4 separate regions of the Homo sapiens genome follow, and all the other regions are linked to region 3. Evidence: chromatin loops called from intact Hi-C (ENCODE). Cell type or tissue: gastrocnemius medialis. All regions are shown on one strand. Each heading gives the region's core, and the rest is flanking DNA. Links, peaks and the distances in the headings are about the cores only.

Evidence for each region. A loop is a pair of places that touch in the nucleus more often than their neighbours do. Peaks named below come from ENCODE experiments on the same cell type or tissue, not always from the same donor. Only the 100,000 strongest peaks of a DNase experiment are listed, where the experiment ranks them.
Region 1: a loop joins it to region 3, with 7 times the contacts of the local background. A loop is called at or near these places in 10 of 110 quality-filtered maps.
Region 2: it touches region 3 in a loop (18-fold over the local background); 5 of 110 quality-filtered maps call a loop at or near these places.
Region 4: a loop joins it to region 3, with 4 times the contacts of the local background. A loop is called at or near these places in 3 of 110 quality-filtered maps.

The regions. Positions count from the first base shown.
Region 1 is chr9:91,068,007-91,075,728 of GRCh38, forward strand. It overlaps LOC100129316 (a long non-coding RNA gene), which reads right to left and starts at 7,126. Exons shown (of 4, transcript NR_033912.1): 1 at 5,520-7,126; 2 at 1,451-1,621. RefSeq lists an enhancer at 2,891-3,796. In gastrocnemius medialis, for the core only: no CTCF peak of the experiment used is centred there; a DNase peak (open chromatin) is centred at 3,515; H3K27ac peaks cover 3,468 bases.
Region 2 is chr9:91,097,335-91,105,056 of GRCh38, forward strand. It overlaps LINC02937 (long intergenic non-protein coding RNA 2937), which reads right to left. Exons shown (of 6, transcript NR_184105.1): 3 at 7,363-7,722; 4 at 4,335-5,332; 5 at 1,088-1,214. Among named protein-coding and RNA genes, the nearest start is that of LINC00484, 18 kb to the right of the region's middle. In gastrocnemius medialis, for the core only: no CTCF peak of the experiment used is centred there; DNase peaks (open chromatin) are centred at 2,987, 3,717, 4,627, 5,055 and 1 weaker place; H3K27ac peaks cover 3,558 bases.
Region 3 is chr9:90,918,016-90,925,737 of GRCh38, forward strand. No RefSeq gene overlaps it. Among named protein-coding and RNA genes, the nearest start is that of LINC02957, 75 kb to the right of the region's middle. RefSeq lists a silencer at 3,319-3,481 and an enhancer at 6,170-6,219. In gastrocnemius medialis, for the core only: no CTCF peak of the experiment used is centred there; DNase peaks (open chromatin) are centred at 2,006 and 3,286; H3K4me3 peaks cover 883 bases; H3K27ac peaks cover 3,166 bases.
Region 4 is chr9:91,479,371-91,487,092 of GRCh38, forward strand. It overlaps a transcript of NFIL3 not described here. Among named protein-coding and RNA genes, the nearest start is that of NFIL3, 59 kb to the left of the region's middle. In gastrocnemius medialis, for the core only: no CTCF peak of the experiment used is centred there; DNase peaks (open chromatin) are centred at 3,837 and 4,160; H3K4me3 peaks cover 1,034 bases; H3K27ac peaks cover 1,576 bases.

The DNA.
Region 1 (7,722 bases), core at 1,299-6,298, 150 kb after region 3:
TGCAACAACATTTCAGCGAAGGACAGGCTGCATATACAAAGGCGTTTTTAATGAGCTGCCCTATGGAGGGATACCATGTTTTATCTTTTATACCATATTTTTACTGTGCCTTATCTACGTTTAGATAGATTTAGATACACAAATACCACTGTGTCTGGTTGCCTGCAGTACTCAGTACAGTCCCATGCTGTACAGGTTTATGGCCTAAAAGCAATGGGCTGAACCCTATAGCCTGGGTTCATAGCAGGTTCTACCATCAAGGTTTGTGTGAGTGTATTACAGGATGCTTGCACTATGACAAAATTGCCTAACAATGCATTTCTCAGGACGTATATCTGTTGTGAAGCAATGCACAACTGTATTTTCTGACTACTGTTCTTGCCTGCTGATAAGTGAGAACCAAGTGCATAAACTCTAAGAGTCCCTTTGGCATTCTTGGTTTAACCTGTGTATTAGTCAGGGAAACAGAACCAATAGGGTGTGGGGGTAGGGGCAGTGGTGAGAGCGAAAAACAGAGAGAGTCAGGCAAGCCTCAAGATCGGTGGGGCTAACGGGCAAGCTGGACCCCGGGGCAGCCAATGGTGTCAGTTACTGTCTGAAGGCCACGGGCTTGAGACCCAGGGAGAGCTAGTTTTCCATTCATGTCCAAAAGCAACAAAAAAACCAGTGTCCCAGCCGGCTCGGTGGCTCATGCCTGTAATCCCAGCACTTTGGGAGGCCGAGGCAGGCAGATCACCTGAGGTCAGCAGTTTGAGACCAGCCCGACCAACATGGGGAAACCCCATCTCTACTTAAAAATACAACATTAGCCAGGTGTGGTGGTGCATGCCTGTAATCCCAGCTAGTCAGGAGGCTGAGACAGGAGAATTGCTTGAACCTGGGAGGCAGAGGTTGCAGTGAGCCGAGATTGTGCCATTGCATGAACCTGGGAGGCGGAGGTTGCAGTGAGCCGAAATTACGCCATTGCACTCCAGCCTGGGCAACAAGAGTGAAACTCCCTCTCAAAAAAAAACAAAAAAACAATGTCCCAAACCAAAGGCCATAAGATGGGAAGAATTTTCCTTTCATCAAGGGAAGGGCTGCCTTTTTATTTTATTCAGGCCTTGAATGGATTGGCTGAGGCCCACCCACATTAGGAAGAGCCTGCTTTCCTCAGTCCACTGATGCAAATGTTAATCTCATCCAAAATAATGTTTGACCACATATCTGGGCACCCCATTGCCAAGTCAAGTTGACACATAAAATTAACCATCACCTCTTGTAATTTAATAGAATTCATTTCCTTGATAATCCTGTGCTCTGGTTTTCTATTGCTGAGTGACACCAGCACCCCCTCCAAAAACAAACAAACAAACAAAAAGAAAACAAAATAAAAACAAATTTAATGGCCTAGAGCAACCACTTTCTTTTGCTGACAGTTTTGTGGATCAGGAGATTGAGGGAGACTCACCTGGGAAGCTTGATTCTGACTACACAGCATCCCCTGCATATTCCTCTCCACTCAGTCTGCTGCCTCCTTGGTGCTCCTTGGTCTTCCTCTGAACATGGTACCTCATTACACGGGCCTTGGCCTTCCCACAGTGTGGTGGTCTTAGGCGGTCATGCTTCTTACACAAGCCTGCTTCTCACAAAGAGGGAAGAGGTGCTGGGACGGTCAAGAGCTACATTCAGAGCTGCTACACCATCACTCCCTCCATATTCTATTGGTCCAGGGATTCTCAGGGCTTCCTGAATTCCAGGAGGTAGAGAAATGGACTTGGTGGGGGAGTGACAAGTTCAGATGAGAGAAAAGCATGTGGCCTGGGGGACACCATCACACTACCTTTAGAAAGTACAATACACCCATCCCATGTGTTTTATTGTATTAGTCTGTTCTCACGCTGCTATAAAGAAATACCTGAGATTGTAATTTACAAAGAAAAGAGGCTTAATAGGCTTACAGTTCTTTAGGCTGTACAGGCTTCTGCTTCTGGGGAGGCCTCAGGAAACTTATAACCATGGCAGAAGGCAAAGAAGAAGCAGGCATGTCACATGGCCAGAGCAGGAGGAAAAGAGAGAGAGAAGGAGATGCTATGCGCTTTTAAACAACCAGATCTCATGAGAACTCACTCACGATCATGAGAACAGCAAGAGGGAAATCCACCTCAATGATCCAATCACCTTCCACCAAGCCCCTCCTCCAACACTGGGGATGAAAATTCCACATGAGATTTGAGGGGTGGGTGGGGGCACACATCCAAACTATATCATTTATTTTATTTATTTCATATATTAGAAACATCATTCTGATCAGGCATCCATAAGGTTCACCACGCTGCCAGAGGGGTGCACGGCACAGGCAGTGAGAACCCAGCATCAAGTAATGGCTTTATTCCTCTGGAGGGTTGGAGAGAACCAGCTCAACTGTTTATTGCATGGAACTCAACAGTATTTGAACTGTAGCCTGGCAGATCTATCAACATGCTTACTGTCCTAAATTCATCACAAGGACTTCAAACACATTCTATCTATATTTATTTATTTATTTATTTATTTTTGAGACAGAGTCTCACTCTGTCGCCAGGCTGGAGTGCAGTGGCACCGTCTCAGCTCACTGCAACCTCCGCCTCCCAGGTTCAAGAAGTTCTCCTGTCTCAGCCCCCGGAGTAGCTGGGACTACAGGCACAGGCCATCATGCCCAGCTAATTATTATTATTATTTTTTTTTTTTTTTTAGTAGAGACGGAGTTTCACCATGTTGCCCAGGCTGGTCTCGAACTCCTGAGCTCAGGCAATCTGCCCACCTTGGCCTCCCAAAGTGCTAGGATTACAGGTGTGAGCCACCGCACCCGGCCTGCATTCTCTTTAAAAATCTCAGTAAAGGCTGGGTGCGGTGGCTCACGCCTATAATCCCGGCACTTTGAGAGGCCAAGGAGGGAGGATCATTTGATGTCAGGAGTTCAAGACCAACCTGGTCAATATGGCAAAACCCTTTTTCTACTAAAAATACAAAAATTAGCCGGGCATGGTGGTGGGTGCCTCTAATCCCAGCTACACGGGAGGCTGAGGCAGGGGAATGGCTAGAACCTGGGAGGCGGAGGTTGCAGTGAGCTGAGATTGTGCCAGTGCACTCCAGCCTGGGTAACAGAGCTAGGCATTATCTCAAGAAAAAAAAAAATCTCAGTCAAGGGTAAGCTGCAAATAGGGGCGGCCTACACCTCTGCGGTCACATTTCACCCTGACCTCTCCCATTTCCGAGTTGCCAACATGCTCTCTGCACTGCCACACCCATCTTGTGGTCAGGCCTGAGGCCCTCTTATGGGAATGAGGGTGACAAACTCTCCCTGACAGAGAGGCAGGGACCCCAACAGGGGCACCACCCCATGGCTTGCTCACAGAGTTATAAATTGTAAGTCACGGCCAGCACTGGGAAGCTGCCTCCCCTCTGGCCCTGGCCGGCACCCTTGAGCACACCGGAAGCTGCTGGCATCTGAGCTGTCCCTTGCTGCGGATGCGTCTGCAGACACATGACACTTGGCTCAGAGTTCCCTGGGCCTCTGCAGACAAGAGCGGCCTGAGATTACCATGAGATAGGAGGACACCTGCTCTACTCGCACTTCCAGGGAACGCAGCACGGCAAGCTCCTGTCATTTTCCAGACTTTGAGAAAAGGATGTTCACTTGCTTCCCAGCTTCTTGCTTCATCAGACAATTGACTCAGAAAGAAAAATGCTCATTGGATTTCTCACCTCCTCTGTCAGTGCTGCGTAAACAGATCAGAAAAGGCAGAGGGATGTGGGGTCCGGCCTCCTTGATGAGAGAGTGAGTCACCAGCTTGTGGGGGGTGATCGATAGTGCAGAAATTAGTCATGAAATCTGAATGAAAACAAAAGAGCTGATCCCATCCTGTGGCTCGTGGTACCACAGAGACAGTCAATGAAAACAGCCTTGAACACAGGCAGATGCAGAGATCAACTCCACAGAGCTCAGAGAGCGGCTCACCTCCCTATCCCAAGTTCAAAATCCCAGCATCCTTATCGAGGAAAAGTCCCTCGCAGCAGGGAGGAGAGAAGAGAAGCAGAGGGAGGGAGGGAGAGAGTGAGGGAGGAGAGGGGCCTGACACTCAGGCTGAGTCTGGGACACCTTGCAGCAGCGTGGCCAGCCTTCCCTTCCACTGGACCTCGGTGGCCAAGGGCTACTCCCAGTCCCTTCCACATGCCCCTGGCCGAGCACTCAGGTCACTTTTAGTTTGCCTGCAGAAAAAGGCAGTCAGAGGACAAACGGCCTTTGACCCCCCCACTCTCCTGGTGCTGGAAAGGAGGCAGCGCCCAGCAAATGGGACTCTCCCTGGAGCCATAAGGACTAGGAGGGCTGGCATTTGGCTGAGTAGCCAGGGTATTTTTATCCACTCTGTACAATCTGATTTTTTTAGTTGGCATACTTTCAGACAGAATTTTCCTATTAAAATGTGCTAAAATTATGCCTGAAGAGAAAGCCCATTGTATACAGATAACTCCCCACAAAAGGCCCTCTGATTGCACAGGCCCCACGTGACTCCAAAAAGCACTGGGGTCGGCCGGGCGTGGTGGCTCACGCCTGTAATCCCAGCACTTTGGGAGGCCAAGCAGGGTGGATCACCTGAGGTCGGGAGTTCAAGACCAGCCTGACCAACAGGGAGAAACCCCGTCTCTACTAAAAATACAAAATTAGCTGGGCATGGTGGCGCATGCCTGTAATCCCAGCTGCTTGGGAGGCTGAGGCAAGAGAATCACTTGAACTTGGGAGGCAGAGGTTGCAGTGAGCCGAGATTGCCTGATTGTACTCCGGCCTGGGCAACAAGAGCGAAACCCCGTCTCAAAAAAAAAAAAAAAATCAGAGGTCTAGCCCAGCAGGACATGTATGGCCAGCTCTCCCTGCAGGGTGAGAGGGACTTTGGAGAAAGGAGGACCAGAAGGAGAGCAGCCCTTCCCATCTTCTCTTCCCCTGGGCCAGGAGAGTGCTTTGGGATGAGGGACGTCCCACACCACAGACTGCAACCCAGCGCTTTGAAAGAAGTTTAAAGAAAATGTTAGGGTTTGGACAAGGCCCAGCTGGGCAAGAGATTCTTGTTTTCTAACCAGGAGAATACACTTGCTGCTAAAACATACAGAGGAAGAGATTAACATAGTAACGAAGCAAAGCAAGGAGGAGAAACAAAACCGTCTGTACTCAACAAGAGGGTGCCCCGCCCAGCCTCAGCTCCTCTAGCCAACAGGAGAGCTGCCACCCAGGTAACCCGGTTCTTGGGTTCACCCAGGTAACAGGCTGTTCTCGGGTTCGCCCAGGTAACAGGGTTCTCGGGTTCACCCAGGTAACAGGCTGTTCTCAGGTTCACCCAGGTAACAGGTTTCTCAGTTTCACTCAGGTAACAGGGCTGTTCTAAGGTTCACCCAGGTAACGGGCTGTTCACGGGTTCGCCCAGGTAACAGGGCTGTTCTAAGATTCACCCAGGTGACAGGCTGTTCTCAGGTTCACCTGTATAATAGGGCTGTTCCCAGCTTACCTTGGTAACAGAACTAACCTCAGGTTCATCCAAGTAACAGGCTGTTCTGGTGCTCACCCAGGTAATAGGGCTGTTCTTAGGTTCATCCAGGTAACAGCTGTTCTTGTGCTCACCTGGGTAACAGGGATGCCCTGCTAATGCCAGGGAGGAAAGCCAGACTCTTGGGTAGAAAGAATCTGATAGCAGCCTGGCTCTCTTTGCCTCTGTTAAGCATCACTGTGTTCAATCTCCATTTTTAGAACTCCACATTAAAAGGTCAAGTGCCTTCTAAAGTATTTATTTTCTCTCCAGTGTTTGTGCCCTGATTGAAATGACAGCACCATGCTGCTTCCCTCGCACCCACATCAAGCTTGATCCACTTGGCACAGGTTATTTTTTACCCGAATGGCCAAAGAAGCCTGAAATTCACAGCATTTGGGGTTCTGTTTTTTCTTAATCTGGCTGTAACCCTGACTCCTAGAGCCACAAAAACACGTGGCCACTCAGAAAAAGCACAGGTGTCCTTCCTCCCATGGCCAGATTGGTGGAATGCACCTGCCAAGTCTTCACCCCCATGGGCTTTACCTCTGAACATATGATCTTGCTAAAGTAAACCCAGCTCTGCCCACCTGTAGGACCCCACCATCCCAGAGGTGGCCTTCCGGAGCCCTGCCTGAGGGCTTGCAGAAAGCTCACGGCGTGGATGTCTGGATTGCTGGCAGGCCTTCTCCCTGATCTGGCTGTGTCTTGTCGCCTCTTGCTCTGGGCTTCCTGGCCAGTCACTGTGTCACAGAACTCCATGAACTTCTCTCCCGCTGTAGCTCTCCAGAACAGCCCAAGGCGTGGCCACACTTCACCTTGGATTCCCCACAACAGAGAATATCAGGCTCCAGTGTTCCAGGTCCAGCTTCCCAGGGGCTCCTGGGAACCAGGCAAGAAATCACAACTCTGAGGAGAAAGCCAAACCCTGTTTATCAAAGATCCCTGTGTCCTTGTCTATTGGCCAGGCCCCAGGACTGGTGTCCCCTCTCCAGAGTCCAGGCCTCCTTTCTCCAGGGGCCTCATTTCCAGAGCAGGCAGGGTACAGGCACTGTTGGATTCACCCGCACAGCTCTGAGAGTGGGCTTGGCCCATTTGCGGAACCCCGAACCAGGGATGCCAAGGTTCTGTGCACTCCAGGCTGCTCAACCCCAAACTCCAGAAGCAGGTGAAAAGAGAATGTGGCTGGAACGCTCTTCTAGCAAGGTCCTCGAGTTCTTGGACCAGAAAGACAAAACCCTTCTCCCATGGGAAAAACAGACTTCTAACCCTAGAGCACACAAAACCAACTCGCACCATTAAGCCCAGCCATTCACATTCTTTTTCGCAACTCTCCACCTTCCCAAGGGCAAAGCAAAGCCTTCTTTCCAAGACAAGTCCCATCTCTCACCCCAAAAGAAGAGCAGGGGTAGTTGACGGTGAAAACTCATAACAGATAAGTGAAGAACTTCGTCCTCACATCAGCCCTGGGGGCAGAATTCCCGGCCCAGCACAGAGCCCATCCGGGTAGGAGGGACAGCGGCCTGCGTGACGTGGTTGTCAGAGACAGCCTCGTGCTTCCATATCGCCACCCGCAGAGCACAACAGTTCAGTCTGCGATTTCAACTCCAGACCGTATTGACAGAAGCAAAGAAAACAACAGCTAAAACCAGAAGGTCTCACCAGGGAGCCTATGTTAAAAATAAAAATAAATAAAATACTTGGAACATTCTTTTCTGCAGGAACATCTACTCCCTTTTCTACTTAATCCTGGCCTCCTTTCTTCTCTCCCTCTTTTCCTAATGAGCCCCTCTGGCTGCTGCCCAGCGTGGTGGCTCCTCCTCCCCCCATGCCCACTGCTACTGTGTCCTGGGCCTGCCCTGGGACCGCCCAACCCTGTCGAGTGCACCCTGCCTGCAGTACCCTCTGGGCCCTACCCAGTGGCCACCACCGCTAAGATGATCAGGCAAGTTGGGAATGACAAGTATGCTGTGCCTGGTGTCTTACGGAAGACTGCAAAACCCAAAACAAGCGCTCTCCTTGCCCAGGAGGGTTACTCTCTTCTCCTAAAGAGTTTGCTCTCCCACTCTCCGGAGCAACCATTGCACAAAGCCTCTGTCCTCAGCCTCACAGCGCCCCCCCCACCACCACCCACAAGCTGCCCTTCAGGGAGAAAACCAAAGCCAGCAGGCAGTGGCTGTCTTGT
Region 2 (7,722 bases), core at 1,705-6,704, 180 kb after region 3:
ATTCAGCCTGGATTTCAACACATCTGGGGCCATCAGGCACCAGAGCACAATGCCACCCTCATAGCCAACAGCAACTACTGACCAGGGCTTTAACACAGAGCCTGCCATTGGCTGCTTTCACTGAGGTGTAGCAGGTCATTTTTGGAGGAGTCAAAAAACATTTGTTGGAGATTGCTAGTCAATTAGAGACCGTATAGCCTAGTGGTCCCAAAGCACAAATTCTGGACTTTGCCTAAGTTTGAATCCTGACTCTTCTAGTTCCTAGCTGTGTGACCTAGGGTACATTACCTGACCTCACTGGGCCTCCAATTACTCTTCTATAAAGTAGAAACAATAATACAGTTGGCCCTCCATATCTACAGGTTCCGCATCCATGAATTCAACCAACCTCAGATAGAAGATATTTGGGGGAAAAAAATAAATGATTGAGTCTGCACTGAACATGTACAGACTTTTTTTTTTGCCACTGTATGTAATGTATGTAAACAATACAGTACAACACACATTGCATTTACACTGTATTAGATGTCATAAGTAATCTAGAGATGATTTAACATATACAGGAGGCTATGCATAGGTCATATGCAAATATCACACCACTTTATATGAGATTTGAGCGTCCGTGGATTTTGGTATCTGCAGTGGGTACCAGAACCAGTCTCCCATGGATACTGAGAGATGACTGTACTTACCTTCTAAGGGAATTGGATTAAATGAGATTATCTATAGACAGCACTTAGAGAGCACCTGAGGGTACAGTAAGCATTCTATAAGTGTTTCTTTGAATTATTATGGTGCTTGCATCATTATTTCATACTCACTGTAGGGAGTTTCTCATCTGCCTCTCAAACTGTGTTCCACCTTATCTGTTCTGGTGGGTAGAAGGCAAAGCACCTGGCCCCGTTACAGTTATAGCTGAACCATGACCAATGAGTCTGAGCATTGGATGGCATGAACATCGGAGATCCTCTCCTGTGAATCTCAAGTGACCCTCCTTGCCCCTCCCCAACTCTCCCACTGCGGGATTTTCCCAGGACAGAATCTCAGAATGAGCTGGCTCTACAGGCACTCACAGATGCACCCTTACCTTGACCTGCAGGCCTGAAGCCGACCCAGCCCACAGGCAGCATTCCGAGCTGACACATCAAGAAGCTCCAGATGCCTCCCCGACCTTCACAAATGTGAAACAAGATGAAGGTGTTGACAGGGCTGGTCTGTAGAAATAGTATTTTGTTATTACTGAAATGTTAGAGTGTAAAATAGAATGTTCTGTTCCTCTCTAGCCACAATGTCCCATTGATTAGGGGTCCCCAGTCCCTGGACCATGAACCACTATCGGCCCATGGTTTGTTGGGGGCTGGGCCACACAGCAAGAGGTGAGTGGCGGGTGAGTGAGCATTACCGCATGAGCTCTGCCTCCTGTCAGATCAGTGGTGGCATTAGATTTTCATAGGAGCACAAACCCTACTGTGAACTGAGCATGAGCGGGATCTAGGTTGTGCACTCCTTATGAGAATCATCTAACTAATGCCTGATGATCTGAGGTGGAACAGTTTCATCCCAAAACCATTTCCCCTACCCCCATCCATGGAAAAACTGTTTTCCACAAAACCGGTCCCAGGCGCCAAAAAGGTTGGGGACCGCTGCTGTGGCACTGCCATTTCTCAAGCTACCTAGAAGCTAGTTTGAACAGTGTGTGTATTTAAAGTAAATTTCATTTGGGACATTTTATTACAGAAGCTTATTATCTCTTTTTAAAGGAATCTTTCTTCTCAGGATCTTAAGGCATCTTATATCCATTGAAAAGGCCTCCTGTACCATGACAGCTTCTTCAAAGGACACCCTAGATAATAGCACAGGAATCCCAGGGAGATGAAATACCCTGAGATCCACAGACTTCCCTGAGATGGGGAGTCCTGTTTCCTCCTCTACCAAGCTGCTAACCAGTGGCCAAGTCAGATTAAGCTGTATTTCCTCCCAACCCCCCCACCCCCAATCTGCAGTGGAGGAGGTTTTAAGCAGGCAGTGGTTAAATCCTGGAAGGAGAAATTAGAGGAAATGAAAAGACTCTCCCAACTTGGATGAGAAAGTGGTGGAGTGACAGGGTGGGCAAGACCCCAGCAAGCTGTCCGGGGCCAGGCCCATCCAGGAGTCCGGTGTGTTTCAGTGTCTGCCCAGGCCTCCTGTCTAGGAAGCTTTCCTGCCAGGTTCAGAAAATGAAGAACATAAACCACAGGACCCTATTTTATGGGTAGAAATAATGTCAATGAGGGCAAATGGAGAAGAGTGAGGCAACAGCCACATCCGTCCAGGAAGGATGCCTGGGACACAGGTGGTTCTGCCAAAGAGCCAGAAGGATGGAAGGAAATCTCAAAATTCAGATGAGAAGCCAGACAGTAGGAAAGCCAAAAAAGCACAATCTAATAATTTAGAAAATGAAAGAGGAGGAGGGCTGTTAAAGATATTCTCTGCTCCTTCGTAACATCTCAGCTCCTCTCTTCCTATGTAGAAATAAACGCTCACTGCAAAAGGCAATGATTTGCTTAGAAAAAATTCATTTAAAATGTCTTGCAATTATTGACACTGTCATCAGATCTTGGCAGTAGCAGCTTATTATTACCTCCTATGTATGTTTGCCGGGAGAAGAGTCTCATTGTTTAGGAGGGAGAAATAAAGCAAAAGTCCAAGGGTATTGTGCTTGAAATACATGCCTAGAGATATGGAGTTGATTGCCCCAGAAAAAAAAGGAAGCCTATGTGTATATTATTATTCACCTCGGTAGCCCGAATCCTCTATTTCTCTCTCTCTCTCTCTCTCTCTCTCTCTCTCTCTCTCTCTCATACAGTTGAGCTCAGCTGGGCAGCCATCCAAGTGATTCATATTAAATTCTAGCTATATTCAGCACAAAAGTCATCTAGCATCAGAGGATCAAAGTTACATCAACTAACAAGCACTGGGGGATTGATAAGCTGCTAAAATTAGGTCATTGCATAGCAGCAGCCTTTGATGGATGAAGTGAAATTTAGCCGCGGGTTTGCTATTTAAAGATCTGTTACAGCACCCTTTCCTGTAGCCACAATGAACACACAACAAAGTATCATGTGTCTGATTAAATGTTTAATCATCGCTGTTGAGCTTGCCGACTGTGGCAAAGATTCAGTTTCCTTAAGAGTGCATTCAGCTCTTGGGCCAAGCCAGTACCTGCATTTTAATTCCCACATCCAGAGCCTTACAACAGGGCCCATTTCTCCCTCCTCAGGATGAATTCTGTAAAGTTAGTTTAATCGTTTTTAAAAGCATTTGGTCACACAGTTCCACCTCTAAGTCCCTGTCAGTTCAGTGTTTCAAAACTCTTCGTCAGCGTCACACACACACACACACACACACACACACACACACACACACGGCTCCAGACTGCCCAGTGGATGCAGCAACTGGTCTGGTGAGCGCATTTCTGTTTCTTGCTCATTCCCTCAATTTCAGAATCACACACCTGTCCAAAATGGCTCACGTCTCTCTCTTCTTTGGGACTGTTTTTGTTTCCAGATGGGTTAAGGTGGGGATTTGACTTCATTTGGTTTAGGTTTTGGCTGTGGCTGAGGCCCCAGGCATGTGGCAGTCACCAGTTCTGATTTCATAACTCCCATGGCCAGGCCAGGAGCCACACAGGAAGCCGGAAGGGGCCTCGGGTCAGTGTGTCCTGTCCCAGCAGCACGGGGTGGGGGACTGTGTGCCCCCAGGTGTCCTATCCACCCCTCAGCTCCAAAGGGCATGTGGACATGCGTCAGGTCCCCTGAGGCCATCTACAAACACCAGATGGACTGTTGAGCTTCCCAGGCTCAGAACCTAAGAACCCGCAACTGGAAGGAAAAGGCAGCAGAAGATGAGAAAAACGGTCAGGGAGGAAAGAAAACACTTTAACCCAAACAAAGTTTAAAATAAAATAAAGAGTGGTGAACACTCAGCTGGGAGAGGAGAGGAGGCCTCTGTGGGCAAAGGGAAATGCTGCTGAGAGGCAGCTAAGCCTGAGTCTGGAAGACTGGAGGGAGGCAGCTCCAGGGTGAGCACCTGGAGTGCACAAGGCTCTGGAAGGGGAGGGCAAGGGGTATCACCCTCCCCAGAGCCCCAGGGAAGCCTGATTCATCAGTACACCCAGGAAGGGGCTGGCTGCAGCGATAGCCCCCTGCCCAGTTGTCCCAGATGAACCCTGGGCTTGGAAACAGTCCAGGGACACTGGCAGACTGAGAGCCACCGGAGAGGGTCACCCCGTCCCCCTCCTGCCTGTAGGGGCACACAGGTTTCCCACTAACCCTCAGTCCCAGTTGACCAATTACCAGATAAGAAGATTGGATCCTCCTATCCTTACAGACACAAGGACACAGGTGGGAATGGCTTTTCATATGCAAATTCCATGCCATTTGCTTCCTATTCCAGCCAAACAGTTGTGCAGAAGATAAAACGAATCAGGGAGTGCTCCAGGGAGTGCTCCCGGCTCTCAGGAGTACTGTAGGGAGTGGAGACAGGAAGGAAGCCATGACAGGGAAGGTGACAATATTGGCCCGGTGCTCTAGATGCAGTTCTGCAGGCGCTCACTGAAGAGACTGCTGGAGAAGGCAGGAGGATGTGCTCGCGGTTTCCTGTGATGTGGTGAGGGCAGGTGGAGCTTCAGCACCCAGAGGCTGGAGGGAGATCCTTAGGTGGCCCAGGTGACGCAGGAGCCTGGGCTTTCACTCAGATTCAGACCAGAGAGACAAAGTAGGAAACTTGATTTTAAACCTGGGAGTGGCTGAGTGCCTTGTTCTTGGCTATGTTTCAGTGTGATCTTACACATAGCTACCCAGCACATCTGTCTGTCTTCGTTTATGTTCCTTCAGAAGCCAACCCTAAAATAACATCCAAGGGCAGGCAGCAAATTTGGGAAGTTATCTCTGGGAGCACTGTAGGGAGTGGAGACAGGAAGAGAGACAGGACAGGGAAGGTGACAGTAAAACAGCTGCCCCATGGACAACTAGAGCCTAATCCCTCTTGGGAACTCCAGGTTCCAGTCCCATGAAGGAAGGTAGCTGGAGTGTGTGAGCCACTCCCATAGCCACTGGTGGAACACTGCTGGGTGCAGGTAGGGCATTACTTCTCTGGCATTCCAACCTGCTGAATCTTCAGGAAAATCAGGCTCTAATGGCCAGAAAAAGATGCTGGAGGGTGGCAGTTTACAGGCATGCACTTTCACAGTAGTAGGATGGGGCTAGGAGCTGAAGAGCATGTACACAGCACTTGCTACAACATCCAAGATTTTATTTTCAAGAGATGCTTTCTGAAAGCTTAGAGTTGAGCCCTATGTCATGGGAGATAGGAACAAAAAAACCTCATTAGAGTCACAAGTTGTTTTCAAGGTTAATTCAAAGGGTCACGTCTATTCATGTTCAAAATCCCAGCCATGTGTATCTTTACACACAGTAGATGCTCAGATCATCCACCTAGGTGATGAGATGTATCCCGGGCATGTGGGCACTTCAACCAGAGGCCTATCCTTGAGGCCAGTAAGTTACTGCACGTACATTACACCAGTATGATGCTGTCATTATTAATCACCTTCATCTATGTCATTTAAATTGTATCAGGATGGTGTTGTAGGTCATGTTGGCTGATTTTATTTTCCAAAGACAATGATGTTGGTATGAGCCATCCCACAAGCTCTCTGTATCGTGTGATGCTAACCTTCTCTCAAGAGGTGGGATCTATGTTCCCTCCTGTTATGAGCTGAATTGTATTCCCCCAAAATTCATATGTTGAAGCCCTAACCCCCAGTATCTCAGAATGTGACTGCCTTTGGAGACAGGGTCTCTAAAGAGATAAGTAAGGCTAAATATGGTCCTTAAGGTAGGCCCTAACCCAATATGACAGTGTCCTTATTACAAGAGGAGATTAGAACACAGACAGACACAGAGGGATGACCACATGAAGACACAGGGAGAAGACAGCATCCACAAGCCAAGGAGACAGGCTTCAGGAGAAACCAACCCTGTTGACACCTTTATCTCAGACTTCTACTCTCAAAACTGTAAGAAAATTAATTTCTGTTGTTTAAGCCATCCAGTCTATAGTACTTTGTCATGGCAGCCCTAGTACACTGCTGTACCTCTCCCTCGAGCCTGGGCAGAACTTTATAAGTATCTTAACTAACAGAATGCAGTGGGGATGATACTGTATAACTTCCAAAGCTAAATGGGGAGTTGTGGAAAAGCCATAGAGTTTACACCTGGTTTTCTGTCTCTCATGGATGCTTGCTGGAACCCCAGCTAGCTGACATCGAGTGACAGCACGGGGAAGAACTGAGGCCCCCAAGCCAACAGCCAGCTCCAATCACCAGACACATAACATGAGTAAGGCTAGAGGGTATGCAAGCCCCCAGCCTCAGTGTCTTTCAGTTGAATTCCCGTCTGAATTCCCAACCCACTGAATTCATGCACATAAAAAACAATTGTTGCATGCCACCATATTTTGGGGTAATTTATCATGGAGTCATGGTAACCAGAGTAGTCTTAGACAGCAAATAGTGCACACTTCAATTTTCCAATGAGAAAACTGAGATGAAGAAAAACTCAATGATCTTCCAAGGCCAAACAACTAGAAAGTGGCAAAATGAAAGGAATTTTGCTAGAATGAATAATTATGAAATGCAAATTACAAGGAAGGTAACACACTAAGCCACTGGGGGCACAAAGATGGCCTTGGGGAAAGCCCCCTTGCCTATGCAACTATGAGCCCACATGCCATGAGCCTTTTCTCCTAAGAACTATGTAAGTAGATCTGTTGGATAAGTTCCAGGAAGTGACATATTTCTTTTAAATTTTTTTTAGATAGTGTCTCATCTTCCCCCAAAGAGATGGCAATAATTTATACTCCACTCATAGCCTCTGTGAATGCCTGCTTCAGTAGAGAGTCGACAATATTATGGGTTGTAGGTGTCTTTCCTTTCTGATAATTGGAAAAGCTTTTCATTCTTTCACAAGTTTGTTTGTTTGTTTGTTTGTTTGTTTGTTTTGCGACGGAGTCTCTCTCTGTCGCCCAGGTTGGAGTGCAGTGGTGCAATCTCGGCTCACTGTAACCTCTACCTCCCAGGTTCAAGCGATTCCCCTGCCTCAGCCTCCCAGGTAGCTGGGATTACAGGCATGTGCCACCACACCTGGCTAATTTTTGTGTTTTTGGTAGAGATAGGGTTTCACCATGCTGGCCAGGCTGGTCATGAACTCCTGACCTCAAGTGATCCACCCGCCTCGGCCTCCCAAAGGGCTGGGATTACAGGTGTGAGTACAGATGGAAGGGGCCCTGGGATTGGAGGTGGGGAGGGAGGTTCATACTCACTGTAAACTCCATCCTACAGTTAGAACTTTTCATTTCCATGTTCAAGCATTTCTTCTCACACACAGAAAACCTACTTAATATAAAAGTGGGTTCTTATAAAAACAAAAGTTTGAGCATCCCTGCTGTACACCCTTAGGCTTTTGCACAAAAATGGGTTCAGGCTTCTTTCATCCAGATCTTGAACTAAGCAACCCATAAAAACACAGAGCTGTGCTCTGTGTCACCAGGTACATTAGAAACTTCAGTCCAACAACCAAAGATAAATGGAAGCAGTTTAGGTCTTTAATGCAGTCTAGGGATGACAGACAATGTTCCCATTCAGTACACCTAGAAAGAATACCTGAAAGAAATGTGACCTTA
Region 3 (7,722 bases), core at 898-5,897:
TATATATGTCCTATTGGTTCTGATTCTAGAGCAGAAGACACACAACCTTCTAGATCTGTAGGGCTCCTTATGAATCATGAGATCCCCAGAACAGCTGCAAAATTAAACAAATTCAGCGAAACAAAAATTAGCTGTTTTGCAGATAATTACTGCTTTTACCTTTAACTTTCAGTTTTGTCATGATGTAGACATCACTGGAGACGCTGGAGCTGAAGTTCGGGCCACGGTTGTCAAAGGAGAGTAGGATAGGCTGGGGAGGGAGGCACAGCAAACCTTCATGGTCTCCATATTATACCCAGTGGATTTTCAGATGCTCCAGGAAGGTGGACTATGTCCATGGATTCCAGAGCACCTCAATTTGAGGATCTTTTAAAAATGCTTTTTTACTGTCTGTGTGAAACTGAGCAAGTTGCTCAACCTCTCTGAGCTTTGGTTTCCTCTTCTGCACAAGATATTGATGATGATAATAATAATACTGACCTTCTATAATATTTGCACATCACTTTGCCTCTATAAGTAATAACTCTTAGCAGCCACCATTTTTCCATGGCCTTTTGCAATGCGCAGGGTGTGAAATCTTCCTAGACAGAAGCCCGATATGGATTCTTCAGGACATGGGTTCTGTATAACCAAAGCACCCAGATATGTGAGGGTAGGACTTAGTGGCCAGATGACCTGAGCCTCCTACTGTGCCTTCCGTACCACCTGAGCCACAGTTACCGCATGTGCGTAGTTCACTGTGGGGGTATGAAACCAGCCATGTCACAGCCATCTGTGGCATGCACCTGTAATCCCAGCTATTCAGGAGGCTGAGGCAGGAGAATCGCTTGAACCCAAGAGGCAGAGGTTGCAGTCAGCCAAGATTGTGCCATTGCACTCCAGCCTGGGTGACAAAGCAACAGAGCGAGACTCCATCTCAAAAACAAACAAACAAACAAAAAGTCAGTGTTGATGACAGTTGATGACTGTCCTCCCTGCATAGGGTGCCCCTTCACTTGTAGCTATTTACCCTTCAGGAGTTGTGCTAGAAAGGCATGAGCTCTTTCTACCACGGAGGGCAGGCACTGCCCTGGGCCTGGAGTGTGGACTCCCACCTGGAACAGCCTCTGAGTGCCCAGCCCATGGTGACCCTGATTCTGGCAATGCCCTACAGTTACATGGCCCAGCCCAGGGGTCCCTGTGGATGGAGAGCCGTTTGCCACCCCCAGGTCCATCCTGGGAAGCCGGGGCTGTGTGAGTGTCCCTAGTACTTCAGCCTTGTTCTTATGTGATCTGCACGGAACCCGCTCCAGGCTTGCCATCACCCCCAGATGGCTGAGGACCACCTGTTCTCCTCAGCCAGGGCCAGGGCTGAGGTGAGAGAAGGGGACACTGGGGCGTAGCTTAAGGACACTCACTTGCCTCACCTGGCCTGGGCCTGCCATAGGGATCAACCCAGCCATGTGCTTTCTGCCCAGGAAGCCACACTGAGGAAAGAGACTGGAGGCAACCCAGCCTGGGTGCTCGTCCTTTGTTGCCCATACAATGGGCTTTCAGCTTCAGCCCTCTGTCGACCTCGCAGGGTGGGCTTAATGTGCTGTGCAGTAGGGTGAGACCCTCCGAGGCCGGAGTCTCTCCCCTGCCCCAAGACCATTTCAGCCTCTGCCGTGTTCTTGCATGGGTATTGTCAGTGGAAGAGAGAAAGCATTCCATGGTTGGTGACTTCTGGAAACCTCTGTGGACTTGCATTCCCTCCGTTGGAATGAAGCATCTTCAGGATGCACAGAATTTCGGCAGCACGGAAACCTGCTTGTGCTCATTTCTCCCGGCATGTCCTCCACGTCTTTGACTCCTCACAAGGCGGCTGTACAGGCACTTTCCCATGCCAGGCCTCACTGTTGGCCTGGCATGGGCTCCCACTCAGCCCGTGCTGTTCCAGCGAGTCCTTCCTGGGGCCTGAAACCTTAGCCCATGGCTCCTTCCCCACATAGTTTTCCCTCTTTCTATGGCTGACGACCTCTCCCTCGGGCCCCAGAACATGACGTCCCCACTACTTTGAGGCTGCCAAGCTCTCGGGAAACGGGTCGCTCTGTTCCTCTCTTGGGCCTCCCACAGCCCTGGAACAGTCTGGGTGCCCTGGGAGGGACCCAGCCAGCCTCTCCTTGCTGGCTGGACTGTGTCCAAGCATTGTGCTCCATGCATCCCCTCCTGGACAGCCTTGGCTGCCGTGCTCATCAGCGCTTCTACCAGGGCAGTAAAGGAGAAGGACAGCAGGCAGAGCTGCACTCTCTGCATTGGCCCCCAACTCCTAATGCCGGCATGAGTTGGCTTGGCCAAAATGAATTGTTTGGATGATTTTTCTGTATTTGAAGAGCCAAGGAAAAAGTTTCCATTTTGTGTCTGTGTGTGTGTCCGTATATACGTCTGCATGTATGTCTGCGTGTATGTCTGTATGTGTGTCTGTGTGTCTAAGTGTCCCTTTATGGGTCTGTGTGTGTATGTACATGTGTATGTCCATGTCTATGTGTATCTGCGTGTATCTGTGTGTCTGTATGTACATGTGTGTCTGTATGAGTCTGTGTGTCTGCATGTATCTGTGTCTGTGTGTCTATATATACATGTGTGTCTTATGAGTCTGTGTCTGCATGTATCTGTATCTGTGTGTCTGTGTGTCTTACATACATGTGTGTCTGTATGAGTCTGTGTATCTGTATGTATCTATGTGTCTGTATGCCCATGTGTATCTTATGAGTCTGTGTGTCTGCATGTGTCTGTGTGTCTGTGTGTCTGTATGTACATGTATGGCTGTATGAGTCTGTGTATCTATGTACCTGTGTGTCTGTGTGTCTGTATGTACATGTGTATCTGTATGAGTCTTTGTATCTGTATGTATCTGTGTGTCTGTTTATATGTACATGTGTGTCTGTATGAGTCTGTGTATCTGTGTGTATCTGGGTATCTGTGTGTCTGTGTGTACTTGTGTGTCTTATGAGTCTGTGTGTCTGCATGTATCTGTGTGTCTGTATGTACATGTGTGTCTTATGAGTCTGTGTGTCTGCATGTATCTGTATGTCTGTGTGTGTCTGCATGTGTTGTGTCTCAGCGCACAAACCCGCAGCACACAGAGCTGGCCCTGCCCATCCACTGACACAGGAAACCTGAGCCTCGAAAGCAGCCCATGGCGCACCTCAGTGCTGGTGCACTCACCCTCTTCAGCCTCCTGGTTCTTCCACGGAGCCCAGCTCTGGAGCAGCAGAGCTCAGGGACACTGTGTTCCTCCTGTCCTCACATGCTGCAGCCCACCACCTTGCCAAGCTGTGTCTGGGCACGTTTCTGGAACCTGGCTTGGCTCCAGCACTGGCCCTGCCAGCTCTGTGCAGACAAGCTCCCAGGAGACGCCCTGGGATTTCACAATGAGCCTCGTGTGCCCAGTCTACCCCTGCCCCCCAGCTGCTGTCCGCTGCACCTTCCTTTGGTTTCCAGACCAGGTCAAGACATGGGATGAGCCTGCTCAGAAGGGATGAGCCTGCTCAGAAGCCCTGGGCCACACACAAGCCCTGGCCAGCCACAGTCGGTGCCCTATGCTCAAAGAGCCACAGCGCTCTTGACCCAGCTCCACATTGCTGGCCGCAGGCACTTCATTTCTTGTAAATTAACCCTTCTTTCTCTCTGGAAACTTCAAAAACTTCTCTTTACCTTTGAAGTTCCAAAATAAATCTTTTTAAAATGCATTCTGCCATGCGTTGGTGGGCCCTTTTAAATAGGACTGGCTATCTGGTCTGCAGAACCTGGTGCTAAACTAAAATGTGGAAGTCCTGTTCAAAAAGCAAGAAAAAGGCATAACAATACTAAAATATACAGCTTTTTCCTCTCTTCCAGAGTCTCTTTCTTGATGTGCTGCATTTTTCATGTTATTTAATGTCATTCCAAGTTAAAATTTTAAAGTATTAGCATGAATTTTATCATTTGTGCAATGCTAGTTTTAAATGCAAATACAAAAGTGTTTAACTCACATGAGGAATCACTGAAATTATGGTTTGTGTTATGTGGCTCGAGCATGCATGTGTATTTCATTTCTACCATAACAGCGACAATGCTGCTGAAAAGTAGCTCAACTGTTTGTATTTTACTTCTTGCTACATGCACGTGCGCCAGCACCCTCTTATCTTCAGCTGACTAATGAGGGAGAAAGCACTGAAGGACAGGAACTCTGGGTTGCCCTGTCCTCATCTTTCCTCGTATGTCATCATTTTCAAAGTTCGTGGTTGTCGAATACTGGAAGTAGCCCAGGTAAGAAGGGATGGGATAGGATGCCTTCATTGTTCTGTTTCTTAGAAGGCCTTTGCCTTCTTTAGGCATTTGAAACAAGTTCTGGTTCCAACAGATCGTGTGTGGCTTTGTACGGCTTCCATATGCCCCTCCTTCTGTGGTAGAGCACGATTACCTTCTACTCGCCTTCAGTGTCGCTGAACTGCACCGGAATCCACTGGAATTCTGTATGCATGGGCCTTGGGAGCGTGAATGGAGCAGCAAGGAACGGGGACACATATATCACCTGTGTCTCTGCACATGCACACGGTTTGTGGCTCCGTCGGACTTCACTTACAAAACCCAAGTTCAAAGATCAAATTATGAAGCATTTCAAGATGGCAACAGATGAGAATCAGACAAGCATAGAGTCCTTCTGAGCTTAGAGCCTTACGTGACCACAAGGGCCACATATCCAGGAAGCTGGCCCTGCTTTTGAACTGGAAAAGTTCTGATCAATTTTCTTCTATCAGTTATTTAATTATTTTCCTCCCTCAAGTCTCTCTGTTCTCTCCTCCTGGAACTCCTAGTAAATACATAAAGAAACGTCTAGCTCCCGCTCGTGTCAATTGTCTCTTACTTGGATTTCTTTGTCCCCATGAATGACATTCTACAAGAACCCCTTGGTCTTTCAGTTCACTAATTTATTCTTCAATCACGTCTGTTTTGCTAGGTTTCATTAACAATCATCTTTTAAATTTCAAAGTTTTATAGTTCTTTTTTGTAACAGCCTCTTCTTGTTTCAAGGATAGTTTACATTCTCTAATCTTCTCAAACATGTTAAATATGATCACCTTTAAAACTTTAAACTGCTGTGTTTAGCTGTTTCCTTGAGCAGGGAGAGTTCCGTTTGTTGAAGTTGAATGCCACTGTTTCGTAGCATTCATTTTGCTGACATGTTTGACAGCTCTCATCTATCTGATTATCTTCCTCTTTGAGAATCCCTGACCAGTCATGTTTCTCCCTGCTCAAGTGAAATAAAGGCCTCAAATAGATCAGTGGTTTTCAACTCTTTTTAGCATAGATAAATGTTGTAAAATAAAATTTTATTTGTGGAAATACAGTGTGTAAATCCACAGTGGAAAGGCAATAATTGAGGCAGAGATGCCCTGCAACCCTAGAGGTGCCCGCTTGGACCCTTGGTGTTCCCTCTGCAGCCTCACCACACAGTGGGCCTTCTCTGTGATTGCTGGGCTGAGCGATCCTGGATCCTCACAGCCCATGTCTCAACAGTTAATGAACCAGGTGATCTGCACATGTATTTCAAGCTCCTGTATTATCCCTGATGAGGATATCTAGATTTGAACTTCTTTGAAATTCCTTCCTAAATATTTATTTTGTCATGTTTCTACATATGGAAGGGTCCTCATGGCAGATAGACTCACAGGGACTTACACACTACCACACTCTTTAATGGGAACAGACCTCCTATTACTGACTTCTTGACAAAGTCTTGAAAAAGAATGAAAATGAGGATGCAAGTCACCAGGGAAGGCAGAGGAATATTTCTTTTATTTAAGCGGACTTGCTGATTTCAAAAGAACCATTTCCAGAAAAGACTGGGCTAAGCTCCAATCTTGGCCTCCGTATATAATGCAAAAGTAGATGCTATAAACTAGTAAATTCATGGCATTCGATCATAAAAAAGAAGAAGAGATGCATTTTCTGTTAGACCCTGAGGCTGTACTTTCCCAACCGCTGTGTAGAGCAAACACCAGGTGGGGAGATGGCTTTGTGGACATGCAATCCAGTTTCTAATCCAGAAATAGGTCAGAGCACCAATGTGAAAATACCTGTTGTTTTTAAATAGGTCTGTGTGTCTCAGTGTGTGTGTGTGTGTGTGTGTGTGTGTGTGTGTGTTTTCCTTAAGGGCACTTGAGATGCCGCAAAGAAATGAGGAAGTGGAAGTTTTGAATTGGTTTTTCTTCTTTTGTCTAGGGATGATTTTTTTTTAAGAGTTTCTAAGAGGTAATTGAGTTTCTTCCTCAGGAACAGTCAGTTTTTCATGAATCAAATGTATCAGTAATAATTTTTTAAATGCTGGATTATAACTTTTGAAAGTTTGCAAGTTGGGAGCATATTTCCTTGGCTCTGCGACATTCCCTCCTCTTCCTGGGGTTCTCTCCTCCTAGGACCCTGGGACCAAGCACTGCCCTTCAGGTCTTTGATCTCTCTGATCTCATAAACTTTGCTCTCCTTGTCCTTTTGAATACCTTCTAGAAGAATCCCTGGATCCTCCTCGTCAAAAGTCCACATGCTCTTGGGGGTTACCATTGTTCCGGATAATCTGGAGTTTTCATGTTGAAAACAACCACCACCACACCAACACGTTTTTCTGTTGTCCTCTTGGCAACTTCAGAGCCCTGACACCGTAGGGAAAGCGCTTAGGGATCCCATCACAGTTCAAGGGCCAGGGCCGGTGGCCTCTGCCAAGTGCCAGGCCCTCTTATCCCTGAGTGAAGCACTCACATTCCCTAAGAAGGGGCATAGGGACCAGAGCACAGGGCAGTGAGGGAAGTGCTGTGGGGCAAGGGTGGTGGTGTCTGAAGACGGCTCTGCCTTTACAAGGCCCACTGGAGCTTTATGTCTGCATGCCCCACAGCAGAACTGTCCTTGCTCTTTTTCATGTTTAAATTTATGGTGAGGTAGGAAGATTGCTTGAGCCCAGGAGGTCAAGGCTGCAGTGAGATATGATCATGCCACTATACTCCAGCCTGGGAGACAGAACAAGAGCCCATTTCAAAAAGAATTTAAGGGCCTGGCGCAGTGGCTCATGCCAATAATCCTAGCACTTTGGGAGGCCGTGGTGGGTGGATCATTGAGGTCAGGAGTTTGAGACCAGCCTGGCCAACATGGTGAAACTCCATTTCTACTAAAAAAAATAAAATACAAAAATTAGCCAGGGGTAGTGGCGTGTGCCTGTAATCCCAGCTACTCAGGAGGCTGAGGCAGGAGAATCGCTTGAGCAGAGGTTGCAGTGAGCCGCGATAATGCCACTGCACTCCAGCCTGGGTGACAGAGCAAGACTCCGTCAAAAAAAAAAAAATTAAGGTATATAGATGCACATTTAAGTTATATAAACACACGTACACACACATAAATGCAGCACCTTTCCTAAGTGTACAGTTTGTTGAATTTTCACAAACTGAGCATGTCCATGTATCCAGCCTCTGAAGAAGAACAGTGGATCACCCGCACTGCATATAGAAGCACACCACATGCCCCTTCCCAGTCACAACTGGGCCCAGCATTATCTTGAGTTCTGACAGCATAGCCTAGTTCTACTGGATTTTATACCTTGTATAAATGGAATAGTACAATTTGTACTATTCTGTCCTGCTTCTTTGGCTCAATTTACTTTGCAAGATTCTCATACACATTATCTCAGATCATTGTAGATCATCAACTTCTTATCACCATCTGGTAGTCATTCCT
Region 4 (7,722 bases), core at 1,547-6,546, 560 kb after region 3:
CTTGCTACAGAGGCTTTGCCGAGCTGCGGTGGGCTCCAACCAGTCCGAACTTCTTGGTGACTTTGTTTACACTGTGAGGAGAAAACCGCCTACTCAAGCCTCAGTAATGGCAGATGCCCCTCCCGCCACCAAGCTCGAGCATCCCAGATCAACTTCAGACTGCTGTCCTGGTAGCGAGAATTTCAAGCCAGTGGATCTTAGCTTGCTGGGCTCTGTGGGGGTGGGATCCACTGAGCAAGACCCCTTGGCTCCCTGGCTTCAGCCCCCTTTCCAGGGGAGTGAACAGTTCTGTCTTGCTGGCGTTCCAGGCACCACTGAGGTATGAAAAGAAAAGAAAAAATCCTGCAGCTAGCTTAATGTCTGCCCAAATGGCCACCCAGTTTTGTGCTTGAAACCCAGGGCCCTAGTGGCGTAGGCACCCAAGGGAATCTCCTGGTCTGCGGGTTGCAAAGACCATGGGAAAAGCGTAGTATCTGGGCCAGAGTACACTGTCCCTCATGGCACAGTCCCTCACGGCTTCCCTTGGTTAGGGGAGGGAGTTCCCTGACCCCTTGCACTTCTCGGGTGAGGTGATGTCCCACCCTGCTTCGGCTCACCCTCTGTGAGCTGCACCCACTGTCTAACCAGTCCCAAAGAGATGAGCCGAGTACCTCAGTTGGAAATGCAGAAATCACCCACTCTCTGTGTTGATCTCGCTGGGAGCTGCAGACTGGAGCTGTTCCTATTTGGCCATCTTGCCAGCCACCTCCTGTATTTTGTTCTCATAATCTAATATTTTTTTTTTTTTTTTGAGACAGAGTTTCTCTCTGTCTCCCAGGCTGGAGTGCAGTGGTTTGATCTTGGCTCACTGCCTCTTCATTCTTTTTAAACAGTAAATGAATAGCCAGGAAAAAGTTCAGGAAGCACAAGAAGGAGAACATGGTCTACCAGATATTAAGTTATACTCTAAATTATAGTAGTTAAACCCGTGTGTGAGCTTACAGAACGAATCAAAGAGAGTAATGAAACCCAAGAGAGCATAAACATGAAACATAGAATATTCTACTAGTAGCATTCAAGTGCAGGGAAAGTTTGAACTGGTCAACTAAGGGTATTGAAACAACTGATTCTCTATTTAGAAAAAAATGTTAAATTCCTACCTCACAACATGCAGAATAATATATTCTAGATGAATTACGGAGCTAAATATAAAAAACAACAACAACAAAGACCTTAGAAAACACTAAAAAAAAGGAGAATAGATTGTATTTTAAAATTTGGCGATGGACTACGGGTTTTGAAGCAATAAAAGATACAGCAAGGAAATTTCAGGAGGTCTGACTACACAAAAATTGAAATCTATGGACCAAGAAGACCTCATAAATTAAGTCAAAATGCAGGCAACAAAATGGCTTGAGCTCCTAAAAAATTACTTCTCAATTAATTGTCCTGTGACATTAGCCTTCTTGAAAAGGTAGAGATTTGTAAATATGCATATCCATACATAATGCACCTTTAGAGGATCTGATAGGACTCAGAGTAAATAATACCCACAGTTACCCACAGGAAAGGATGGGACAGCTGACAGCGGAGCAGGGAAGGGCGCGCAGAGGGTGACCTTAAAAGATTTATTCTATGTCAACTTCATGTTATTGGAGTACTTCCTGACATCCACATTTCATTTCCTTTTTATTTGGTTAGTTTAAAATATTTCAGAAATAACGTGTTTTTAAAAGTTAAATAACACATAGGTGTGTAGAGTTAACATTGAAAGACTCCTTCAGCTAACAACGATTCTTAGCCCAATTCTACTCCCAAGGGATAATACATTTTGTGTGTAAATCCTTATAGACCTTATTCTTTCATTACAGAATTAATTTGAGATAATTTTTAAAAAGTATGTATACACATAGATAAAAAAATGGGAAAACACACGTAATTTCACTAGCATAAAACGTAGTTGGTTTTATTCATATCCCAAGTATTTTCTATGCACTTATAAAAATATAAATAGTTGGTGTCATAAGATACATATTGCCGTGTAACCTTATTTTTCACATCAAAATATGTATTTTGAGTCTCATTTCATGTAAATAGTTATAATTCTAGTATTGTATACAATCATAGTCATCTGCTTTTTGATGGCTGTGATTGTATACAATACTATAATTAAATTACACCCTTAATATTTCAATATTCGGGTTATTTCTATTTTAATGATAAACAGTGCTTGTAATTGATACTTTCTTGTATATATCACCATACTCTTTTCTAATTACTTTGCTTTTGATTTTGCGGTTAACGTTTTTTGTAAACAACACAAGAAATACCAATGATATTTGTATTTTAAAATATTATGGCAAAAACTATCATAAAAAAAGTCAAAGGACAAATGATCAACAGAGAAATATATGTGACAAATAAAGAGTTAACATCTATAACACAATAAAATGCTTGAAAAATAAAAAGATTTTAAAATCTCAGTGCGAAATAGTCATAAAATATTAATAGATAGTTTTGAAGAAAATAATTACTAACGATCAATAAACATATGAAAATATAATTAATTTGACTATTTGCCAGAAAAATGAAATTTTAAGAAATAGTAAGATAATTTCATGCAATCTATTTGCTTAAAAGTGAGAAAAAATGACACCTTGGTGCCGGAAAGGATTGGGGGAAAAGGCACTTGCATACTTTGCCCGTGGGAACAGGAATAACCGCAACTGTTTTGGAAAGTGATCCGGCAATATCCATTAAAAAGTTAAAATGCGCATACCCTTTGGCCCTACAATCTCATTTCTCAGAATCTACTCTATAAAAATAAAAGTATCTGTACTTGAGGATGTCTATTGCAACACTTTTTGGCCTGGCAAAAAACTACAAGAAGTGTGAAAGGCAATCTTCACAGAAATGTACACAGCATGAATCCAGTTTTATAAAACAGGAAATGGTTTTATAAAATATTATCAAAAACAGTGTTTGCCTCTGGTTATATGAATGTGGTGAAAGTTATGGCAAAGAGTACATCTGGCCTTTATCTTTGGGAGGCAGTAGTTTAATATAAAGAAGCCAGGGCTGGGTGATGATGATGATGATGATGATGATGATGATGGTGATTTTACTAGGAGTATAGATTACTGTCTAACCAAAAAAAATTTTTTTTTGGGACAGAGTTTTGCTCTTGTCGCCCAGGCTGGAGTGCAGTAGTGCGATCTTGGCTCACTATAATCTCTGCCTCCCGGGTTCAAGTGATTCTCTTGCCTCAGCCTCCCTAGTAGCTGGGATTACAGGCGCCCCCACCAACACGCCCGACTAATTTTTGTATTTTTAGTGCAGACGAGATTTTGCCATGTTGTTCAGGCTAGTCTTGAACTCTGTGACCTCAGGTGATCTGCCCATCTCAGCCTCCAAAGTGCTGGGATTACAGGTGTGAGCCACCATGCCCAGCCTCCTAACTGAACGTTTTAAAAAGAGACAAATAAGTTGGACTCTAGAGTATGGTGAAGAACTTCTGCACATGTATATAGGTAATGGGGCAGAAAGGACTGCGTCATCACCCGAAAGGCGCACATGTCAGCAGCAGAGTATGGGTCTATGCAGATAAGACCATCGACTGCCTATCCACATAAGGTTATGAAGCATGGGCTTCCACAACATCCCTGGCTAGAAGACTTGTTGCCCAACTTCCAGTTCCTGGTCTCTTCCCTTATCATCTCCCTCAACAGTCTGCTCAACAGTCTGCACCTGTTGAGTTCTCTCCCTGGTGGTGGGTTCCAAAGGCCATATAAGTCACCTTCAGAGCCCTTTCCATTGGCTGTGGGTGGAGAAGCTAGGAAGCTGCAGTCTTCCCTTCTCACCCCCTCCTTCTGTCCCTCCCGTCCTATGTTTCCTGGCCAGCCTGTGACAGCTTTGCTGGGATATGCTGTAATGTCCAGAGTTGGATCCAGCACCAGCAGGATGAAAATAGAATCTGGGAAACTAGCATAGTACTCACCCTGCTCAAAATCAGAAAGCCTGGAGAGGACAAGAGGACCGGGAAATACCCACATTTCTTCTGTCCCCAGCAGGAGTCTGGAGTTGCAGGAACCAGGAAAAGTCAGGGTACCAGGAACACACAGTCAGTTGAAATGAGGACACGAGGAACTGGCTTCTCTCTCTTTCCTGCCCCTCCTTGGAGCCCTGGTGCTGGCTGCTGCATTACTCAGCCATCTGCATGAGGGTTGCCTGGGTGGCGATCTCTGGAATCACAACATTCTGGGGTGACGTTCCCAACTAAAAATAATTCCTAAGCCTGGGCATTTGGCACTCTAGTGCAGATCCAAAGAGGCAACTCCTTCAGTCTCTGACCTTGAAATGAGATTCCCCCCAACCCACCCCCCACCCCCCCGCAAGAGCAAGAATGAGCAGCTCTTCGGCTCCTTCAGCCAGGGAGCAAACAAGAAGTGGCCTCTGAAAGATCCTAAAACCATCCTAACATAAAAATGCCCCCATTCTCTTTATGTGAACTGCGTGGCTAAAACTATCCTAACATAAAAATGCCCCCATTCTCTTTATGTGAGCTGCGTGGCCGGTCAGCCACTTTTCCTGGACTGTGTGGAGCAGGAAGCAGCTGCCCTTCTCACCAACCTCCCGCTTCTCACCTCATTCAATGCTTACAAGGAGGGACTCACTGGATTTGAATGAATGACAGGAGGGACTTTCATTCCAGTTGCCTTGCTGTTCAGTCTGGCACGTCACATGCCAGGTGGTACAGCAGAGTGACTTGGCAGGCTCTGGAAACACACTGCAGGAGGTTCGTGAGTTCATGTCCCGCTACAGACGTTGGGATTCAGGACACTTCTCTAGGCCTCAGTTTTCCCAACTGAAAATGAGGATAATGACCACTCATGAATGAGTTACCGCAGATGAAGCACTCAGCACTGAGATTTTCCAGAGGTATCAAGGGCCCTTCTTTTTTATTCCCTAGTGAAACACGTTGCCTGCTCCCTTATAAGAAAGTATCATTGAAAAGGGTTTTAAGATGCCTGACTTGAATCACATTCGTGAGATTCTACATGTGCACGGGGCTATCCTCTGCTGCTGGCATCACGATAGGTTGTTCACATTTATTATTTCTACTTTTCATAACAACCCAGCTGGCCAAAAGTACCACTATTTTTATGAGTGGTAAGCTGGAACTTAGCCCTGTTTAGGGCCCCCTGTTTTCCTCTACCCTGCTGCCTCCCGTGTTCCCCACCATGCTGAGGGTGTATGGGCATCCTGGATGTGCGTGATATGTAAGGCACGTGGTGCTGGTGAGACGTAGGCATTCCCGGGCGATGGTCTACAGCGCCTGCTTCACTCCCAAGTGTTTACTGATGCAGCTGGAAACAAGACAGAGGAAACTCCTCTCAGAGAGGCTACATCACAGTGGACATAGATGGACAGTAAACAATTAAATAAGTTAGATACACAGCATGCCAAGCCATGGTAAATGCATGGAGAAAATCAATCAGGGAGGCAAACGGGGAGTTCTGCATGGGCTGGGCTGGAAGAGGGATGATTTGTGAATTTTAAACAAGATGACCACTTCTGAATTCTTCTCTGAGGTAACCATAACCTACTGGTGAACTCTAAACAGTGTATGGGCTGTGAGAGGTGCTGGCCAGCGAATCTGAACTGGGGGCTCTGAGGGGAAAAGCAGTTTTGCAGCCATGACCTAGAGCCACACTCTTTCATATGGTTGCCACCAGCCATCTGTGGCTATTTAAAGTATTTAAAGTTACATAAAATTAAAATTTCAGTACTTTAGTCATACCCCTCAGTGGCCACATGTACTGGATGGTGCATGTCTGGAACATTCCATCCTTGTAGAACATTCTGCGGGACAGCGCCATTCTCAAGTAAAGACGTGGCATATGGCAGTCCGTGAGTGGGAGGCATGGCACTGTAGTTTTGGGATGTGGTGTAGGTTTGGTGATAATGGGGTCAAGGCAGTGATCTTGAAGGAAGCGGTTATAGCTCCAGGAGGTATGTGAAGCAGCTACCTTTGGCAAAACACTCATAATACAAAAGAGCACACAGATATACATCTTCAGGCAAAACTTTAATTCAGTCAACCTGACTTAAAATCACCATACTCCTTCCTTCTCCTCAGCTTCATCATCCCCATCACTACATTATCAATATCATCATACATCTGCCACCAACCTCCTTTGATTACTTTTTTTCCTGTGATAATGTATAATGCAACAGGATGGGTTTTGCTTGTAAGTATAAAATCAACAGGTTCTCTTAGGTTTAAAAAATTACACAAATGCCCAAACCCTTGTGGGCTTTAGGTAATTCTTTAGGTACTTCTCTCAATAATTAATCAGTAGAACTAATAGAAACTGATAGAAAATAAGCAACTCATGGAACAATTATCAGTTTCATAATAACCCAAGATAGTTCATTAAGAACTAGAAAAAAGGCTGTAGCATAATGTTCAAAAGTAAAATATTAGTAAATGTGATGCATGATACTTGGGTGGATCTTGTGTCAAAAGAAAAAAGTCAACTGTGAAAGATATTCTTAGGACAAAGAAAAAAATTTGAATATGGACCAAAGACGTAGACAATAGTATTGTGAGCTGGGCATGGTGGCGTATACCTGTAATCCCAGCACTTTGGGAGGTCAAAGTGGGATTGTTTGAGCCCAGGAGTTTGAAACCAGCCTGGGCAACATGGTGAAACCCCATCTCTACAAAAAATACAAAAATTAGCTGGGTGTGGTGGCATGTGCCTGTAATTCCAGCTACTTGGGAGGCTGTGTTGAGAGTCCAGGAGTTCAAGGCTACATAAGCCATGATCTCACCACTGCACTCCAGTCTGGATGACAGAGTGATACCTGTGTAAAAAAATAATAATAATTAGTATTCTATCAATGTTAATTTCCTGAGTGTGATAATTATATAATTATCTCATTTAATAGGAGAGAAATGCTAAAGCATTCAAGGGTTCAGTGTCATGATGCTTGTAATTAACTCTCAGATGCTTCCTCAAAAAAAAAATCACATATATGTATATATAATACAAATATGGCAAAACAGTAACAATTGGTAAATCTAGGTAAGGATATGTAGACGTCCACTTGATTATTTTTTGCAAGTTTTCTGTATGTTGAGTATTTAATAAGTTGGAGAGAAACTAAAGGATTTTTTAAAAATGAAGTAATATGAGAAACTCTCTACTACAGTTACCATGTTTATAAGCCTTTCAGAAGAACTAGTAGATAAATAGTTTATTTTACATATTTGAATTACCACTGAAAATTTTTTTCTCCCTTTCAAAACATTGGTCCCAGCTTATTAAAAGGATTACGCTTTGCACTTGAATTTAAAGCCAAATTTCTCCAAGCGCTTTTGCATAAAGATTTGTTAATGAAATCTTAACTTTTGGGATAAAACCTTAGCATGTCAGAATCAGACTCTTGGGCATCTCAAGTGCAAATTCCTTACACTCCTTATGAGTTTGGTCATCCCTCTTTGGCGGAGTCAGTTACATTTCTACAGAGGATTTCAAGGAGAAATGTTAAGATACTCACGCACGCTGAGGGGCCTCCAGCAGCCACGTGCCCTGCCTCTTAGGGCCACTCTGGGTCACAGAGGACAGGAGAAAGAAACTTGGGTCATGGTGCAAAGGAGAATGAAGAAAACTTACCAGTCATTTTGGATCAGAGAGAGAGAAAAAAAGGAAACCTCTCCCTTCTGTTCACATCAAT